2 separate regions of the Homo sapiens genome follow, and region 2 is linked to region 1. A link is an interaction called in ENCODE POLR2A ChIA-PET data of the cell type or tissue named here. Cell type or tissue: HepG2. All regions are shown on one strand. Links, peaks and the distances in the headings refer to the core of each region. The heading gives the core; the rest is flanking DNA. Region 1 has its middle 19 kb from the start of GREB1. Region 2 overlaps NOL10 (nucleolar protein 10).

Region 1 (4,399 bases), core at 214-4,213:
CAAGGGGAAACGTGTGTATTTCCTAAAGCTTTAGAAAAAAATGACTTGTGTGTGTTTAGACCAAGGATTGTTGAAGATTACTCTGTTTTGGTGGAAGGTGCGGTGAGCTTGGCGTGGGTCCCTGGGTTGGGCTGTGTGCTCCACACCCCACCAGCTAGTACAGGAGCTCTTTGCTCAAATCAACCACCAAGCCTCACTTTCCCTGTGTGACAAAGAGGATAAGACCTCTTGTCTCACACGGCTGTTGGAAGGCTCACTGTGCCCAACACATGGCATGTGCTCAGTGACCCTTGTGGGATCTGAAGAATCCTAAGAAAAGAATGAGACTTAGGAGACTTTTTACGCAGCTTAAGTAATTTTATGTTTTACTTAGGCGGATATGGCTTAAGACTTATAGACAAAGATAATCAGGTCAAAATGACCTTCTTTCAGTTGTTGGGGCAGTGAGGGTGGAGGAACCGGTGGGCTGGAAAGAAAGAGTTATGGATTCTTTCAACACACTGTCCGTCCGCCTGGGAATGGAGATTTTGATAAAGATGAAACTTCTCTGTTCTGGAGCTGAAGCGCAAAGCTTAAAAAAATGGACTTAATTGGGTCTGATTGTTTTCCTATTTGTATTCATAACGAAGACTATGTAAGCAGGTCTGCTACGGTTCTAGAATGCCCCGAGGATGAATCAAATCTGTCTATCCTCTTTATTTTCCCACATAAGGACATTTTTCAGCTGTCCTGGAAGTCTGTTAGGGACTCGCAGCTCATATCCCTGACAGAGGCGGGTGGGCGTCTCTCCCTTGTCCTTGTGTGGGAACAGTAAGGATGTGTATGTCACCCTCATGGATTTCAATCCCAGAATCAAAGGATGGGCATCTCAGGGAAGGAAGTTCGAAGCAGCTCAGGGTCACGGTAATTAATTTATCCGGGAGCAACACTCAAGATCTTTGCCACAAATTAGATTCTCTTAGTCTAGCCCAGTATGGGGTTTATAGGGAAGCTCTTAGTCATCCTTCAAGGCCTACTTCTTTCAGGAAGCCTTCCCTGATCTCCTTAGCTGGTAGAATTTTCTCCCTTTTCTGAAACTCTATAGTCCTGGCTTGGAGATTTATTTTGACTTGCCAGAAACTTAAATTAGCAGCAACACGCAATTTCCTGATCATTCTAGTTAATTGATGGTTTTCGGTCTTGCTTTAAAAAAAAAAAGAACTGTGGCTTCCTTGTAATAACTCACATTTATTTAGTCCCCAGGGTGTATGAAGTGCTCTTCCAGGCCTGGTCCTTCTTGGTACCGATATTGCCATATTGGCTGGACATCCTGGCTTGGTAGGATGCACTCACATGGGCTGTAGTAATACTGGTATCACCAGCATAACTTGTGGTTCTTCAGCCAGTAATTTCTGAGTAATAATCTGTGGCAGGTACTGAGCTAGGCTTCCGGGTTGTAGAGCTGCCTAAGTCCTGGCCGCTGCCCTTAGGAGCTCACATCCTAAGAGGGGAGGATGAAGATTAATCTCCTACTCACTGCAACAGAATAGGAGCTGGATCAGTGCAGAGAGGATGGGGATGGGTGGAGAAGGAATATTTTTGACTGGGAGACTGGACCAGATGGGATAGAGTTGAATCTACATGACAAAAGGCAATGGAAAAGAAATGGTGTCTCCAAATCCCAGGAAGCAGGAAATAGGCGATTAACATTGAGAGCCAAATGTGTGTGTGCCAGATATGGTGCTGGCTTATTTACATAGAGTTCTCATTCAGTCTTTTAAACAACACTGCTCTGTACGTATTACCATGTTACCTACGTAAATATGGAAAAAGTGAGAGTCAGAGAAAATCAGTTATGTTCCAAGTTTGCTATTGCATTGTTGAACTTGGGATTCACCAGTTGGAGACTCTGACTCCAGATCCTACACCCTTTTCACTACACCCCTTTGCCAACATCCACTACCATGCCACACCATGTTTCCATGATCAGATGTCAGTGTTGTGTCCTCAGATGTATGTACTATGTAACTGCTGTCTTGGGGAGAAGTTTGACCCTCAGCAATGTTTGTCAAGCCAAAGAGGAGGGGTGTTGATTACAGAGGACTCTTTAGAGGGAAAGAACTGGAATGAACTTTGGAGGTTTCAGTTGGGCCAAAGGAATGCCACTGCAGGTTTGGGAAGGCACATGCTGAACCCAGTGCCAAGAGATCCTTTGCATCTTTTGGGGCTCAGTCTGCACAACCCCTCTGTGCTCAGTCCATTGCTCTCTCCTCTTTGTTATAGCATTTATCATGTATTGGCTTAGGAATATGGCATTTCCCCCTACTAGGTTGTGAGTCCCTCTGAAGTTGAGAGCAGGCATCAGTCATCTCTGTATGCCCAGTGCTTAGTGCTGTGCTTGGCACAGAGTGGGCACTTAAGAGCTATTAGTTGAATCCATCCGTCCACACATGTATCCATCTTCCCATCTCTTCCTCCACTATCCATCCATCCATCCATCCATCCATCCGCGCATGTGTCCATCCTCTCATCTCTTCCCCCACCTGACCATCTATCTATCCATCCATCCATCCATCCACACATGTATCCATCCTCTCATCTCTTCCCCCACCTGCCCATCTATCCATCCTTCCATCCATCCATCCATCCATCCATCCACCCACCCCCCATCCGTCCATCTATCCATCCATCCATCCATCCATCCATCCGTTCATGCACGCACCCACTCACTCATTCAGTCTTTCAGTAGGTGTTCTCTGAACAGTACAACATACCAGGTATTATGGCCAGTGCAGAGGGAACAGAGATTGAATTGGATAGAGATGATGTGCTCAAAGAACAGAGTCTAGGCGTAGTGAGAGGAAAATGTGCTAAGTAGGAAAGAATGAATTAATGAAAATGTCATTAACTGCAAGCCTGAGGCTCTCCAAGAAGAAATTAGGTTGTTATTGTTGTGTTTTTTAAAAGTCTTGAATAATGTAGACGTGAGTGAGGCAACCTCCCACTCTGTCTTTTTCCATTGTGTTTCTGCCCCTCCGAGGTTTTCTCTGGCACCATCTGGCTGCTTCCTCTGCTGGAAGCCCTGTGAGATGTGAGGCTCTCCCTGGGAGCCTGAGGGCGGGGGGAGGGCAGGGGCACTGACCTGGTGGCTTCAAGGTGGTCACAACCCCGTCCCCTCCTGTGTCTCCCAGGAGGAATGCTGCCTAAAAGGGCAGAGCAGATGTTCTCAGGCCAGAGTGATCCTTCATCAGCCCCTCCTCCGGGAACAGGAGGTGACAGCATATTTCTCTGAGAGCAAAGGCTAAAATCCTCTGGCATTCTTCTTAATTCAGTCTAGTAGGGTTTTGTGAAACACTTCAGACTCCTAGGGGTAGAGTAAATTCTTTCACCTACTCCAGGCTTTGTGCTTAGAGGCCCATGTGGAGCTCCTTAGGGAGGCAGATTTAGCCAGGCAAGACAGCACTTCGGGCATGCCGCAGAAACACAACCAGAGAAAAGCTCATTAGAGCTCAGTGGCTTATTTTCAAACTGACTTGGCAAATCCAGAATCTGGGCATTGAAAGTGAAAATGTGTAGATGGCCTCTGTGGCGGGACATGGTGGATGTCACATGAACCATAGGAAGAAGTGCTGTCTGTCTCACACCCGATCTTTAGACTTGGACATCACTCTGCTTGCTGGAGGTCCTCCCAGAGCATCACGTCCAAAATGAACCCAGCTTTTTCTCCTTAGTCCAGTTTCTCCTCAACTCTTTGATGCCATCTACCAAGACTTGGGTATCTTTCACTGCCTCCAAAACCAGGTAATTACCAAGTGCTGTAGATTTTCCTGCAGGTGTGTGTGTGTGTGTGTGTGTGTGTGTGTGTGTGTGCACGCAATCTGTTCTCTTCTATCTTGCCCTGACTGCTCTGGTGCCGTCCTCAGCTGGACTGTCATAACTGACTTCTCCCAGGTCTCCACACAGACCAGATTCCCACCAGTGCATCCTCGAATGTCTTCTACAACATAGTCACATCACCCAGGGGCTTCAAACCCTGCAGTGTTTCCATTTGGCCTCGGGAGCTAATAAGTGACTCTTCTCTTCCCCACCCCAAGTCCCAGCTGTAGTTGACGTAGGAGTCAGGCAGATGGAGACCAGAATCTCACCTTTCTTACTAAGGCTGTGGGCCCATGCGGTTGAGGCGTGAGGGCCAAACGGCCTTACCCAAGCTCCCCGCCCCAATTCCTGACTCCCTGCAGGATAGACCTTGGCGCCGTCCATCTAAGGGAAAGACCTGCACCCAAGTTACCTAGGAAGCTGCCACACGCAAGCAAGAAAGAGAGACAAAGTCTCTGTGCTAACAGGCTCTCACTGGATTCATTCTACCTAGTGGAGGAAGGAGGAGCAGCTTCTGTCTCCTACTGAGACAGACTTTTCTCTT
Region 2 (4,399 bases), core at 114-4,113, 880 kb before region 1:
TTTGTCTTTTTCCTCCTTTTAGAAGCTGTGAAAGGCGAGTGCTTCACTGCCTCCCATTGTCTGACAGCTCTTCCCACACCCTCAAACAATGAAAACTTTCGTCTTCAGGCCAATGTCCTATCATTTTCTGTACCTCATACAAGGTAGCTTTCTTGCATGATCTTACTCTTTTCCTAGATCCTAAAATCATGCCTTCTCTATCTAGATGATGCCTGGAAACACAATTCTTGAATTCTTTTCTGAGCTTTCTCCAACTTACCACCACTAGCAGAAATAACACACACAGGTACACTCTGCACATGAAGAGCCCCAAGACAGCCCCTTCACTGTGCTATCCTGACATTCTCGACCCCCATTCACAAGTGGAGTCACTGCCAACATTCTACTTAACCTTTATTCCTTTGATTTACAGTTGACTGAAACCAACAGAGCTCTTTTTGTTATAGATGCTGCTGCTGCTAGGCACCATCTCACCCATTCCGCTAACTGTATTTTTAAAATTGTTCCCCTTCTCCTACTCTATCCATTGCATTAAATATTTCTGAAGTTTAATTTCATTGGTTTAATCTCTTATATAAAGATCAGGTTCTAAAGTCAAGCAGATAAGACTAAATGGAATATAAGCAAACCTAAACTTGAAAGGCCCGTCAGAATTTCCATCTGGTGTTAGAATAGGACCAGATACAGCAGGAGACTTGCACCTGGTGACTACGTCATACCAAAAAATCCCATGTCTTAAATGACCAGAATCACACTCAGTGTGATGCTGTCATGCGCAGTATTAGGAAACAACACATTTAAGCAAACTTTTTCAAACAGTCTTCCTCATCTCAACTAAGAACACAAAAATAACCGAGTAACTCTTTTCTCAATTCTCCCAACAACGATCCATCACTGGAGCCATCCTAAATGCATGGGGGAGAAGGTAATTGATCACATAAACTGGATGCCTTAGGGAATTAGGAACACGTTTTCTCGGTTGAGAAAGGCCCTCTCATCTCAAGTTTAGTCCAGGACATATGCCCCCCAGAGCGAATGGACAGCCACGTAAGTGAAACTGCCTAAGAGTGCAAACATGCTCGCTTGCTCCCTCCACCTCTCCCCTACATACACCTCCCTCCCTCCCCCCACCACCCCTCCACCTCCAGCCTCCAACATCTTGAAGGGCTTTTATTGAAACTGATGTAAGCTAAATGAACTTCTGACAGGATTTCACTTTAAATCCAATCAGTAGCCACTAAAATATCCCAAATGCAAAGAAAATGTAACAGAAATGTTGGCAAGAATGTCTCTGACTAGTGAGATTTATAAATTTTTCATCTTTTTCTGATATTTATGTATTTTCAAAAATAACTATTACTTTATATTCATACAGAAAATATATTTTTTAATAATTTCCAAGAGTTTATAATAATAAAGAAATGTTTAGTGGGAAAAAAAACAAGATAAGAAACCATATTAACAAAGTTTCAGATTAAATATTGAAAAAATACAGCAAAATGTTAATGTTTGTCTTTAGGCAGTGGAAGGGTATTTGAGTTTTCTTCTACTCATCTGTATTTGCCATATTTTGTACAAAGAGTGCGCCTTGATGATATAATTGGGGAAAATGAACTTCACTTTAAAAAATCAGACTTCTTATTTAAACAACCAGATGTTATCACTGCTTTCTGTTTCAATAGTCAATGGCAAAACTAATGGCACAACAGACCTCTCTCAATCTATATCTTAAGTGATTATCAGACTAAACAATCCCAAATCATGTCTTAACTCATTTTCCTTGCTCACATTCACAAGTTTGTCACAATCTTTTCCGTGTATAGCTTTATTTTGCTCAACATGATATTCCCTTCTAAAAGCTAAATAAAAGTCCATGCTCACACAATGCCATAATTATTATTCTTTTTCCCCTCAGTCCCCTGAGTAGCTAAAACTACAAATGCATACCACCATGCCCAGCTAATTTTTTAAAACATTTTGCAGAAAGAGGGTCTCACTATGTTGCCCAGGCTGCCTAGAAATCCTGGCCTCAAGTGATCCTCCCACCTCATCCTCCCAAAGTACTGGGATTACAGACATGAACCACCACACCCAGCTTAATGACTTAATTTTATCCAAATACTCTTTGCCACCCACGGACCCCGTGAATTCTGTTCATTACAAGAAATCAGCTGAACATGAGAAATGACTGAATGAGTATATCCATTCTACATAAATGCCTTACAATATCATTCCTCTTTTGTTGCTCAAGAAACTAGTGTTCGGAGAGAATAAGTAACTCATTCAAGGTCACATTTATAAATGGCAATGCTGGTATTCAAACTCGGGTCCAACCAATTCCAAAGTCTAAGTTATTTCTACTATGCAATGTGGAAGGAAGAAATGCTTTTTAGATCCAGCTGTCACCAACTTGCCATTTGACCTTAAACAATAACTTGCAGCTGGGCGCGATGGCTCACACCTATAATCCCAGCACTTTGGGAGGCTGAGGCGGGCGGATCATGAGGTCAGGAGATTGAGACTATCTTGGCTAACACAGTGAAACCCCGTCTCTACCAAAAATACAAAAAATTAGTCGGGCATGGTGGTGGCAGGTGCCTGTAGTCCCAGCTACTTGGGAGGCTGAGGCAGGAGAATGGTGTGAACCTGGGAGGTGAAGCTTGCAGTGAGCTGAGATCGTGCCACTGCCCTCCAGCCTGGGCGAAAGAGCAAGACACTGTCTCAGGAAAAACAAAACAAAAAAAAACCCAAAAACTTGCTTCCTCAGCTACAAATTAAGGGCTGGACTAGATGACCTTGGAGATCCCTTCTAGCTCTGATGGTCTATGCTCCAAAGCTTCCCCTTTCCTTTAAAGCACACTGATGAATCCTTTAGTGTGGACAAGATTTGAGCAACGACTTTCCCGTTTACATTCTGTCTGGAACATCGTTTGTATGCTGATAAATTCCCTAGGGAAGAGTTTTCTTTTCATCTGACACTACCTTCCCAAACAAAGAGAATATGTTGCTACTGGTACTATAAAAGAGCAATTTCTGGCAAAATTACATCTGTCAGTATGTCTAATAGGGCTCTGCTTAAATGTGCACTTTAGATGAAAGTGTGATCTATCATTTTTAGGATTCTACACGGACACTAACAGATTCAGGGCCATTTCAACATATACTAATGGGGCAAAGAGATCTCTTACTGGGGACTTCTCCAGAATATCAATTTAGTAAACATAAATGATCCTACATTGTTGGCTTTGAACTGAAATACATCAGCTGGACCAATCGTGGTCCTGATTCAAACCCAAATCTTAGGGAATGACGTGTACAGCACTCCCAGCAACTCCAGTTAAAAGCATGGAGAGAAAAACAAAAGGCATTCTTTTCAATCTTTAAAACATACAATAAGGCTGTCATACTCTAGATGCAAAGCCAACTTCTGCACAAATTCCAAAAAAATTAAGACAAAAGCTAAATGCCCTTGCTTTCATATTCTCCTTTTGGATTTTTATAGGAAAAAAAAGTTTAATTAACCTATCTTCTTAACAGAATCACTATTAAATCTTTTGGACAAGGTATTACTTTTAAAAATTTGTTGGCACTCCCAAACACAACGATTGCATCATACCACCATTCTCAGATGTGGCTGACAAGAAGGCACTGTCAGAGCCAAAGAACTGATGCTAATCCTACTGTATGAAAATTATACTCTGGCACACATGAACCATGTTCTCCCTGTTTTTTTTTTTTTTTTAGATGGAGTTTCGCTCGTTTGCCCAGGCTGGAGTGCAATGGCACGACCTCAGCTCACTGCAACCTCTGCCTCCCAGGTTCAAGCGATTCTCTTGCCTCAGCCTCCCTAGTAGCTGGGATTACAGGCATGTGCCACCACATCCAGCTAATTTTGTATTTTTAGTAGAGACGGGGTTTCTCCATGTTGGTCAGGCTGGTCTCAAACTCCCGACCTCAGGTGATTTGCCCGCCTCGGCCTCCCAGAGTGCCTTTCTATATTTTAATAGTAGTAGCAGAAAAGGGCAAATGCAAAATTTCAATCTGGCATTAAGTACGGTCAAGAAGCACTGCAAACCAGCCATGGTCAAAGTACACAACCATTATCAAAGACGCTCCAAATTGCAGTAATCAGGTCACTCTCACTTGTGTGCTCATTAATTTTTCCACACCCATTAAGTGAGGGCCTACAGTATGACAGGCACTGCTTTAGGTGCTGAGGATATAACAGGGAAAAAGACAAAATGACGCCCCTGCATTCATGTCTTACATTACAATGGGGAAATATAGACGTAAAGAAGTAAATAAACGAAGAGAAAATATTTTAGGGCTCACGAGCCATATGGTCTCTGTCACAGCTACTCAACTTTGCCATTATAGTCAGAAAGTTGCATAGATAATA

Evidence for each region. Peaks named below come from ENCODE experiments on the same cell type or tissue, not always from the same donor. Only the 100,000 strongest peaks of a DNase experiment are listed, where the experiment ranks them.
Region 2: POLR2A ChIA-PET joins it to region 1 with 11 read pairs; 1 of 35 experiments calls an interaction of 5 or more read pairs at or near these places.

What each region holds. Positions count from the first base shown.
Region 1 is chr2:11,512,500-11,516,898 of GRCh38, forward strand. It overlaps a transcript of GREB1 not described here. Among named protein-coding and RNA genes, the nearest start is that of GREB1, 19 kb to the right of the region's middle. In HepG2, for the core only: no CTCF peak of the experiment used is centred there; a DNase peak (open chromatin) is centred at 2,042.
Region 2 is chr2:10,627,992-10,632,390 of GRCh38, forward strand. All of the region lies in intron 13 of NOL10 (nucleolar protein 10), which reads right to left. Among named protein-coding and RNA genes, the nearest start is that of NOL10, 60 kb to the right of the region's middle. In HepG2, for the core only: no CTCF peak of the experiment used is centred there; a DNase peak (open chromatin) is centred at 2,330.